2 separate regions of the Homo sapiens genome follow, and region 2 is linked to region 1. Evidence: read pairs that join two places in POLR2A ChIA-PET (ENCODE). Cell type or tissue: GM12878. All regions are shown on one strand. Each heading gives the region's core, and the rest is flanking DNA. Links, peaks and the distances in the headings are about the cores only. Region 1 has its middle 20 kb from the start of STT3B. Region 2 has its middle 91 kb from the start of STT3B.

Region 1 (5,389 bases), core at 176-5,175:
CTTACTTAAGTTATTGTAATTTTGGGTTTTCTGTCTCATGGAAAAATCTAATCTTAATTGATATACATAGCAAAATGCTTACTATCACTCCAGGCTTTATATGCTATGAGGTAGAAGTCCTGAACTATGCCTGCCTCATTCCCAGTGGCCCTAGAGTTTCATTTGAACAGCTCAATGGCTCTGACTGGGTCATGGGTCAATTCCTGAACCAATCACCGTGGCCTGGGATTCTGGAAGGTTTAACTGAGATGTGCCCAAGGCTTGAACTGAGAGTAGTTTTCTCTTCATTCATCTGAATTGCACAGACTGACAGTTGGGGAGGTTTCCCAAAGGGAAAACAATATTCACTATGCTTCCCAAGCCAGATTTTCTCCCTAATTTTCTGATTTCCATCAAAGGTGTGATCATTCTTCTACGCTCACAACGCTATATGTAACCTGCTGTCCCTCCAAATGTAATACTGTTACCTTATTTTCTCTTGTGCTCAATATAGTCTTTTCGCCACCATCCCTCAAAAAGTAAAGACAAAGAGACTAACACAAGAGAGGCATTACTGTTCCATGGTGTATGACTGGAGCAAGGGTAAATGATATCTATGTGCTCACAATTTTCTGAGAAACATATTGTAATAAATGTTATAAACAAAATAATTTAAAATACACAAATCAAAACAATTGATCAGTACTCTTCAAAAGTGTCAAAGTCATGAAAGACAAGAAAGACTGAGTAATTGTTATAGATTAGAGGAGACAAAGGAAACATGGCAAGCATGGAGGACAGAGTCTAAGGAGTCAGCCATGATTCCCAACACCTGGTTTTTATGCTCCAGTATAATCCCCTCCCCTTGACTTGCTTTCTACCAATGGAATATGGCAAAGGTGATGGGATGACATTTCTATAATATTATATAAGTCTCCATATTGCTAGTAGACTCACTGAAGAGCTCTCTCTTCCTAGCTGGCTTTGAAGAAGTACTGGCCATTGTGGGAGCCCTCCACTGGTGAGGAGATAAGAGCAGTTCCTAGAGACTGAGAGTAGCCTCCAGCCAACAGCCAAAAAGAAGCCAGAGCCCTCAATCCTACAGCCTCAAGAGAATAAATTCTGTCAACACCTGAGTGAGTTTGGAAGCAAATTCTTCCCAGTTTAGCCTCCAGATGAGACTGCAGTCTGCCTAGCACTTTGACTTATGAGACCCTAAGCAGAGGATCCAATTAAATTATGAAATGATAAATGTGTGTTGTTGTAAGTGGCTAAGTTGGTGGCAATTTGTAAAAATAATACAATGTTTGTCAAGACAGAAAAGAAAATGATGGACAATTTGACACTTCATCTATATCAGATGCCCTGCTTTCCCTCTTGCAAAGGCCTGTGTGCTCCTGTCAACAGCTGAGCAGCATTGCTTCCTTTGGCACATAGATTTCTTTTTTTCAATCATTTGATATTACACAGTTTTGTGGTGGTTTTATTCCTAGTAATGATTATCTTAAAATGATGTTTACGCAAAAGACCTTTCTCCCCACTCTTCCCCCGACTCTCTTGCTTCTGCCTCCCCAACAGCTTCTGCCCATAACTACATCACTTTCTTTCTTCCCTGTCTGCTATGGTTTGGCTGTGTCCCCACCAAAATCTCACCTTGAATTGTAATAATCCTCATGTGTTAAGGGTGGGGCCAGATGGAGATAACTGAATCATGGGGGCAGTTTCCCCGATATGGTTCTCGTGGTAGTAAATAAGTCTCAAGAGATCTGATAGTTTTATAAATTGGAGTTCCCCTACACAAGCTCTGTCTTGTCTGCTGCCATGTAAGACATGTCTTGCTTTCCCTTTGCTTTCTGCCATGATTGTGAGGCCTCCCCAGCCATGTGGAACTGTGAGTCAATTAAACGTTTTTCCTTTATAAATTACCCAGTCCTGGGTATGTCTTTATTAGCAGCATGAGAATAGACTAATACACTCTCCATACCTCCTTTTCTCTCCTCACCATCTCTTTCCTCACTTTGTTTGGAATTTCTAAGGACAGGAATCACTAGTATCAGAGAAATAAGGGGTCTGATGTGGTTACTGTTTTTTTTTTTTTTAACAGTCTATAAAACAACACACAAAACCCACCCCTACCTCTTCAAAATTTAAGTTGTGTAATATTTAGACTCTATCCAGAATTAATCACTTCCCTCTTCTTTTTTTTTTTTTTTTTTGAGACGGAGTCTCGTTCTGATGCCCAGGCTGGAGTGCAGTGGCGCGATCTCGGCTCACTGCAACCTCCACCTTCCGGGTTCACGTGATTCTCCTGCCTCAGCTTCCCAAGTAGCTGGGATTACAGGCACACTCCACCATGCCCGGCTAATTTTTTGTGTATTTTTAGTACAGACAGGGTTTCACTATGTTGGTCAGACTGGTCTTGAACTCCTGACCTCGTGATCCGCCCACCTCAGCCTCCCAAAGTGCTGGGATTACAGGCGTGAGCCACCATGCCTGGCCATTTCCCTCTTCTCAAATCTCTACAACAGCATCTCAGCCCAGAATGAAGTATGCCCAAGATGTATCTTCATGACCTTGAAAGGGTCTTATAACTTCAAAGAAAGTTTGCAACTACTTTTTAAAAAATTAATTTATTCATTTTTATTTGTATAAAGTTGTGGGGTACAAGTGTAATTTTGCTACATGCATAGATTACATAGCGGTGAAGTCAGGGCTTTTAGGGTGTCCATCACCCAAATAATGTACATTGTACCCCTTAAGAAATCCCTCATCATTCCCTCCCTTCCCACCCCCTCACCTTTCCAAGCCTGTGTTGTCTATCATTCCACACTCTATGTCCATGTGTACACCTTATTTAGCTCCCATTTATAAGTGAGAACAGGCAGTATTTGTCTTTCTATGTCTTACTTGTTTCACTTAAGATCATGGCCTCCAGTTCCATTCGTGTTGCTGTGAAAGATGTTATTTCATTATTTTGTATGGCTGAGTAGTATTCCATTGTGTATATACACCACATTTTCTTTATCCAATCTTCCATTGATGGACACTTAGTTTGATTTCATATCTTTGGTATTGTGAATACCACACCTGCAATGAACCTGCTGCAATGAACATATAGGTGATTTTTTGATATAAGGATTTCTTTTTTGTGTGGAGGGTAGGTAACCCCAGGAGTGGGATTGCTAGGTTGAATGGTAGTTCTATTTTTAGTTACTTGAGATATCTCTGTACTGTTTTCTATAGAGGTTGTAAATTGGGTGTACAACTTGGCAAAGAAAATGAACGTACAGGTACATAAAGTTATTTAAAAACAGAGTTCATTTTAAAGTTATTTAAAAACAGAGTTCATTTGTTTAGAAAATAAATAGCTCAAATGAAAATAAATAGAATATAAATAGAATAAATAGAAAATACATAGCTCAAATGAAAACCTGGAGCTCAAACAAAAACAGAATAATAAATGATGCTATCGACCTGGTGAAAATGTACTCTATCTCCTTGAGAGGAACAGAGGTATTAATTAAATAAACACCTTACTTTTAACCTGGTCTATGGAGTTGAAAACCTGTTAAATTCATTGAGAACTCTCAGGACTATTTCTTGCTACTTACCGTGGGCATTAAAAATTTCTGTGTAGACGTTAATGCCAACAACATTTGGTCAGTGTCTACTACATAATCTTTACTTATGTGCTCTGCCTCAAGTTGCTTAACTATTTCTGAAATTATAAAACCCTCTTTTGAAGTAGAGATAGAATAAAGGATCTCCTGCTAAAGCAGAGACACAAAATAATAATTATATGTAAAGTATAAAATAAATCTCTTTTATTTAAAGGGCACAAAGATGAATAGAGAAAAACAGGAGAACTAAATTAAGGCCTATATTAATACTCATAGAAGTTACTAACAACGCTTCATTATTTTTGTTAAATAATGTACATAGCAAGAGATTTGAATTTCTTATTTCAAAATGTCTTGCTTTTCAAAAATAAATTTTCAGTGCCCTCGGAATCTTAAATGTTCTCATGTATGTAACACAGTAAGCTTGTGGACTCTTGGGTTTAATAAGTGCTCTCAATTTTAAGAAATAAAAATTGAGCCGGGCTAGGTGGCTCACGCCTGTAATCCCAGCACTTTGGGAGGCTGAGGCAGGCGGATCACGAGGTCAGGAAATCGAGACCATCCTGGCTAACACGGTGAAACCCCGTCTCTACTAAAAATACAAAAAATTAGCCAGGCGTGGTGGCGGGCTCCTGTGGTCCCAGCTACTTGAGAGGCTGAGGCAGGAGAATGGTGTGAACCCGGGAGGCGGAGCTTGCAGTAAGCTGAGATCGGGCCACTGCACTCCAGCCTGGGGGACAGAGCGAGACTCAGTCTCAAAAAAAATATAATAAAACGAAATAAAATCTTGAAATTCAATCAGGAATAAATTTAATTTTAAAGTTAATTATTCAGGCTTGTTAGCATATCTAAGCAAGATTTGGTTCTCACAAATGTTTGGTTGTGTTCTCAATGCTGAAATAAAAGGGAATCAAGTGGTATGTGTCCAGTGGATGCCGGCAGGTGACAGAAGGCTGCCCGTGGCAAGTTGGCCAAACTGTTGACAGACTATTTTCAGTCCCCCACCCCTGTGGGCCACAGTGAAGAGTTAATGGTGCTTATTAATCCTGCCCACAGTCACTGAGAAATGGTGCTCCCCAGAGAGAGTGTCTGGAAGATAAGGAATGAGAGTACAAGAAATACTGGCCTTCTCTGCAAGGTTTTCAGACCTCAGTAGCCAAGAAGAGATTGTATTTCGTGTGTGTGTGTGTGTGTGTGTGTGTGAAATAAGAGTAGATTAAACAAAATCTATATTCTAGTTCTAGGTTTTACTTTCTTGATTCATGAATATACAAGACCAAATATATTATGTACATAATATGTACATTATGTACATAATCCATGAGGAGGACTAGCAAGATTGAATTTCACGTGTGGCTTGTCAAACATCTTGCTGCTTTACATTTTGTACCTTGAATGAAAACCCATGCCCACACATGAGCATGTGCGCACATACACACACATGCACGCACACATATACGCTCCTTTTGCCAATAAAGGTCACACTGCTAAACCACTTTCAATTGAACATGATCTTTGAGTTGTTCTTCCAATAGTGGTTTCAGGTTTGCACTGTTATTCCCTCTCATGAGGTTGCCTTTGTGACCTAGTGAACATGTTTCCAAATTTTCTGGCTGAAGTTACATTTTGCAGAAGAAAAATACTTTTTATCAGTGAAAACCTAAGTGGCTCTATAATAATAATTACAAGATTTATTAAGCTTTCATTGTACTAAGCACTGTCTCATGCTTTATTTCAATGAACTCATTTAATCCTGATTATCTGGGATATAGACACCATTATTAATATAA
Region 2 (5,389 bases), core at 148-5,147, 71 kb before region 1:
AACAGTCAATATGACTCTGAAATTTAAAGACAAATGTACATTGATTTTCTCAAACGTCATGTTTCAGTCAGAACTGTAGCATTTGATCCCATATTTCTCATAACAACAATAAGCAACTATCCAGCTTAATCAGCAATAATCTAGTTGGCAAACAGATGCGTGCAGCTTGATCCAGCTAACAGGGCTGGATGTGGAGACCTCTTAGCAAATTGACTAGGACAACTACATGAGTATTAATGTTTTGTCTTTTGAAAATGTGTGATCATAACAAATAAACATGTTCTTTGATTTAATGCCCATAATTAGGATCCCAGTTTCTTCTGGGGTTATTTTAACCACCTGTGACATCTTGTTCATTAGCTACACAAAGAGAACCTGAGATGAACCAAAGAAAGCTATAAGAAACCTTAACTGAAAGCCCAAGGTGTGTTGCCCTCAACATTGGCATTATGAGAACACCCTCCAGCTGCCTTTTCCTTTTACCTGTGATAGGTCCCACTTGTCCTCATTCCTCTGCCAAAGCAAATTAAACCAAGCTCCCTTTGCTAACCTTGAAGGCATTCTAAGATGGATCAAAAAATCACGTTAGCTAAGACAGCTTTCTTTTCAGCCAAGAGCAGAGACCCAAGGAGCCCTGACTATCAAGAGCACTCGCTCAGCTACCAGAAATTCTTTTGTTAGGGTAAAGGGGCCACATGGGTTCATCAGTCCTGGTGTTCTGTGGTGTATGTTAACAGGCAGGAAGACTTCAGAGGAAATTGTTTCTGGCCTTTCTTTGCAATAAATGTAACTGTAACTTTGAGTTTGGGGATGTACAAGTCTGTAAGTGAACTCCTGGGTAATCTCATACATTGTGATACATTCACTACTTGGAAATAAAAGTCAGTGAGTTACATCTTATTCTCAGGAAGAATCTCTTGAGAAAATTATAGCAAAGCAATACAATGTTTTGTTTTCTGTTTAAAAATAAAAACGACTGACAGTACCATTTTCTATTTTGATATTTTTGTCATGAAAAAGCTGCCTGTTGCCTTATTTGCAATGTGACTTGAACAATGATTATTTCGCCATTCATATGCTGTAAGGATGGTTACAATGTTCCCACTAGGGCTAATATTCATCAAACTAGTCAATATACTTCATTTCCTCCAAATATTCATGAAGCATTTAAAAAATGGATTTCTCAGTTGTGAATCAATTGCATGAAGTAAAATGCAGGGAGTTTTCAACACGAAGGTCAGTTTTCAGTATTCTGTGGTTTGTGGTAGATTCAGTCCTTCTTCTAAATAATATGCCAGCACAACCATTGGATGATTTATTGCATTCCCTTCCTGAACTTCCTGCTCCTCTCTGCCCCAACACCAAAAAAATCCAAACAAAACAAAACAGGTTTAAGATATAAATATTAGCTGATAGACTGTCAACGTTCCAAATATCAATAAGAGAAATAAAAGACCACACACTGATTATTGGTTTAACTGTCAGTAGACGCAAGGACATACAAAATGACCTCAATCTGTCTAAATGACTGCCTTTTGTCTACCTTGTCCAGACCTGTTTGAAATTATACAAACTCAGATTGTATTCAGAATATTCACAAGCCCTTTCTGTTCATGTAATTCCCTTCTTTAAATTGACTAATGGTATCTTCCTTTTCTCCCTTCTACTCTCTCTCCTCCCATACTCTTAAAGGTTTTGGCTTCTAGGAGGGACATGACTGAACTATTCAGAAGTTTTTTCATGGCTCTAAAAGAAAAACCTTTGACATTTTCACACAGGGAGCTTTCCTTTGTGATACAGACAAATCTTTTAAGTTCCCCATTATGCTCTTAATTATACACACTTTCTAAGTAGCTGTGGTTTTCTTTTCTGTTTTTAAATGTTAAGAAGATCATAAATGTTCTTACAGTTTTATTAATCATTTTCACATGGACAGTATTACACTTGGCACAAGGCAGCATTCCAGTTTTCCCTAAAAAAAAAATCCAAGAAATATTCTTCCTACTCTTTTCTCTTCCCTAATAAAATCTCTGCTTCAAACACCTCCCAAAATAGACCTATTTCCTTCCTTCCTTTTTCTGGTTTTTTTTTTCCTTCTAAACATAGGGAATTTGTCTCCAGGAAAGGAAAACATGGGGCTGGGGTACAAGGATGGGAGTGAAACTTACTTTTCATGTGTTTCATTTTCTATTGGTTATGAAAACTTCCCAGCTTACATCAACAAATGTATCACCTCATGATCAGAACTCTCAGTTGGCTTGACTGATGTCTCTGGCCTGGGTTTCATAAGGCTGAAATCAAGGTACCGGCACTTGTTCAGAACACTTACCTTTGCCTACAGCTGTGCAAAATTATCTAACACAAAGCCTATTTTATAATAAAGTGTTGAATATCTCATGTAATTTATTGAATACTGGAAGTAAAAAACAGAATGGTAAGGTTTCTACTGAATGTGTAGTACTTTCTCACCATTTTAAAGTTAAAAAATCTTAATCTTAGTTGAGAGCATCTGTACACACATAAGGCCTCCTGTCTATTGCATGTAAAATTATACTCTATTTTTTCTCAATTATACAAATATTACATGTTCACCGAAGAAAAGTTATAAATTATATAAACAAGCAAAGAGAAAAAATTAAGTTAACATTATCTCTCCGTCAACAGAAAGCCACTGAAATATACCGGTGTGTGCACTTCCAGGTGTGTGTGACAGAGAAAAAGACAAAGAGAATACATTGATTTCTCTTTTTCAAAAGTGGAATCATACTACGTACAGTTTAATACCATTTTATTTACATCAATTATTTTTGTGAACATTTTTTCATGTCAGTAGACAAATTTCTGCAACAAAACTATTACAGTTCAAAGGGAGTTTTTGAAAATATTTCTAAATGAGTAACATATTCACTGAAGAAAAATTAGAAAATACAGATAAGCAAAATAAAATTGTAATTGCACCATGTGAAGACAACCACTGTTAACATTTCCATCTTTATTGTTATTGGATATACACTACTCTAGTCCTCCAAAATTGAACGCTATTGCCAAGCTTTTGCTAGACATGCTTTTGCTAGACATGCTCTTGCTAGACAGGCACCAGCAAAGATGGAACAAGCTAAACCTTTGTTCACACCCTTGATTATTTCCTAAAGACTAAGTCCTTGATTAAGTCCTAGATGAAGTATTGGGTCCAAAGACATGAACATTTTTAAGGCCATTGGTCAACGTTGCCAAAATGTTTTCTTGGAGAATTTATAGAGTATGGGAGTACATTTTTCCAGGTCCTCTCACCAATCTTGGGTGGTATAATTTTGTTAAAAAATCTTTCAAGCATACCACTTCACAACATTTTCAACTTTGGCACTACACAAAGATGTTTTGGGTCTTGGTTTGGAAGCATAAGCTCTAATAGCTTTTCTGGGATACTGTTTTAATCAGGTCCTGGCCTACTGTAAGAGGCAGACATGTTTTTGTGCAGGAAAAATCAAGAAAGACATGAATATTTACATGAAGAAAACTGTGAAATTACCAAAGAAAAGATTCAGCTGGAGAAAGAAATGGACTACTCTTTGAAATTGTTTCCAGAAGGAAATCTTTGCTTTGATTTCATTTTCTTCAGCACCCAATCCCAAGGAAGCATCCAATCCTCTCTCGTCTTGTTCTGCATGTCAGAAGACAGAGTACCAGTTCTGAAGGTTCCTCCTTGAGATCCCTTTCATGGATCTGGTTTAAGTCCGAGAGCATATAATCTGCTATGTGGAGCTCAGTGCAACAAAGGCATTGGCCAATTTCCAGCAATTATCTGAGAAATTCTATTTCAGACACTAAATCTCCAGCTTTAATCAACTTGCAAATCCCAATCATCCCCAGCAGTGAGCAATCACAGGTCTGAAGGAAGCAGTGATTGTGTCTGTGACCCCAGAAGACCTCTTTCCATCAGGTATCATTTGGAAATCCCTGGGGTCTGATTGCCTCGTATTAAACTTTCATTATTTCCAGATAAGGTATCTGAATAGAGGAAATGATGCCCAGGTGCTGGAAGGGCTGCTAACTTGGGGCCAGCTGAAACTGCCTGTGTCCCGCAGGCTGAAAATTGAGGAAGGGAAACAATGACCCAGGAGATAGATGTGTATTCTGTTCCTTTGTATCATCAGAAGTCTGGCTTGACCAGAGGTTTTTCTCTCAGCAGCTTTGGTGGTGATATCTCTGTGGCAGCCACCTGAGGGTAATTGATTCCTTGGCTAATTTGGCTTGGGTGCCAGCAGCCATTTTGAGGCAACATTCACCCAGAGCTTCTAGCTTAACCTCAGCAGTTAAGCATTTTTGGCACTGCCAAAAGTTGTCACCTCACCCTGCATAACCCCCAAAGGCAGTGCTTGTAGTGCACAGCAGGAGTTGAAATTGTGTGTGTGTGTGTATGTGTGTGTGTGTGTGTGTGTGTGTGTATATATCAGCAAGTGGGATAGATTAGCTCTTAATGAATGAGCACATAAAGATGATCCATTCCAAACATCTGCAAGTATAAAACCACATGCCTAGTGAAGAATTTTTTTCTGTTCTAATGTAAGATCTACCTAGAAAAGAATATCACAAAACTTACTGTTTTATGAGTTAACAGAAAAAAAAAAAAACCTGTTTCTGGTAGTTTTCTAAGTGTTGAGGTAGAAGGAAGAAGACAGGAGGAGCCAAAATTTGCATTTAGAAAATGAGGTCTTCCTCCCAGAACTGCCAACACAGATTCTCTATAACACTTTGTTGAAAATTAATTCTCTCCACAGAAACAATAATTGAATTCTAACCAATTTTTTCTTTTTAAAGAAGTAGATTATATTTAGGCTATAATTAAACCCAGCAAAAAGATCATAGGCATTTCTTCAACTAGGTCAGAAATTATGAAGTTAGGTGTGCCAACACTACTATCAGACACACCTGCCAACAATTTAGCATCTTCCCACTTCATGCTTCTCTGAACAGCAGGAAATGTTCAGCGTTGTCACAAAGCTGCTTTCCTCTGCTTTGCTACACAAGCATCTTCTACCTGCAGTATTTTTCGTGGCTTATTTTTCCTATCTTGCAAAAAGAAACCGCACCTACCTGTTCCCCTATCTACAAAGGTTCCTCCCATAATTTTTTATTGTTAAAGTCTTCATTCCCTTTTATTGATCAAATTTGAACTTTATGCCTAAGATACTTGTATTTCTTTTTTTTTTTTTTCACTTTTCTGGTTTTTTTTTTTCTTGCTTGGGTTGCATATTCTGCAAAACATTGAGAAATAATATCAGAAGACAGTTACTACCACATGCTCTGATATGATGATGTGGCACTTGCCACAGGCCAGGTGTCCTTTGAGGGATGGTTAATTCTGCCGGTGCTCCTCAGAAAGCGAGAA

Evidence for each region. Peaks named below come from ENCODE experiments on the same cell type or tissue, not always from the same donor. Only the 100,000 strongest peaks of a DNase experiment are listed, where the experiment ranks them.
Region 2: POLR2A ChIA-PET joins it to region 1 with 5 read pairs; 2 of 35 experiments call an interaction of 5 or more read pairs at or near these places.

What each region holds. Positions count from the first base shown.
Region 1 is chr3:31,509,872-31,515,260 of GRCh38, forward strand. No RefSeq gene overlaps it. Among named protein-coding and RNA genes, the nearest start is that of STT3B, 20 kb to the right of the region's middle. In GM12878, for the core only: no CTCF peak of the experiment used is centred there; no DNase peak of the experiment used is centred there.
Region 2 is chr3:31,438,814-31,444,202 of GRCh38, forward strand. No RefSeq gene overlaps it. Among named protein-coding and RNA genes, the nearest start is that of STT3B, 91 kb to the right of the region's middle. In GM12878, for the core only: no CTCF peak of the experiment used is centred there; no DNase peak of the experiment used is centred there; H3K27ac peaks cover 1,242 bases.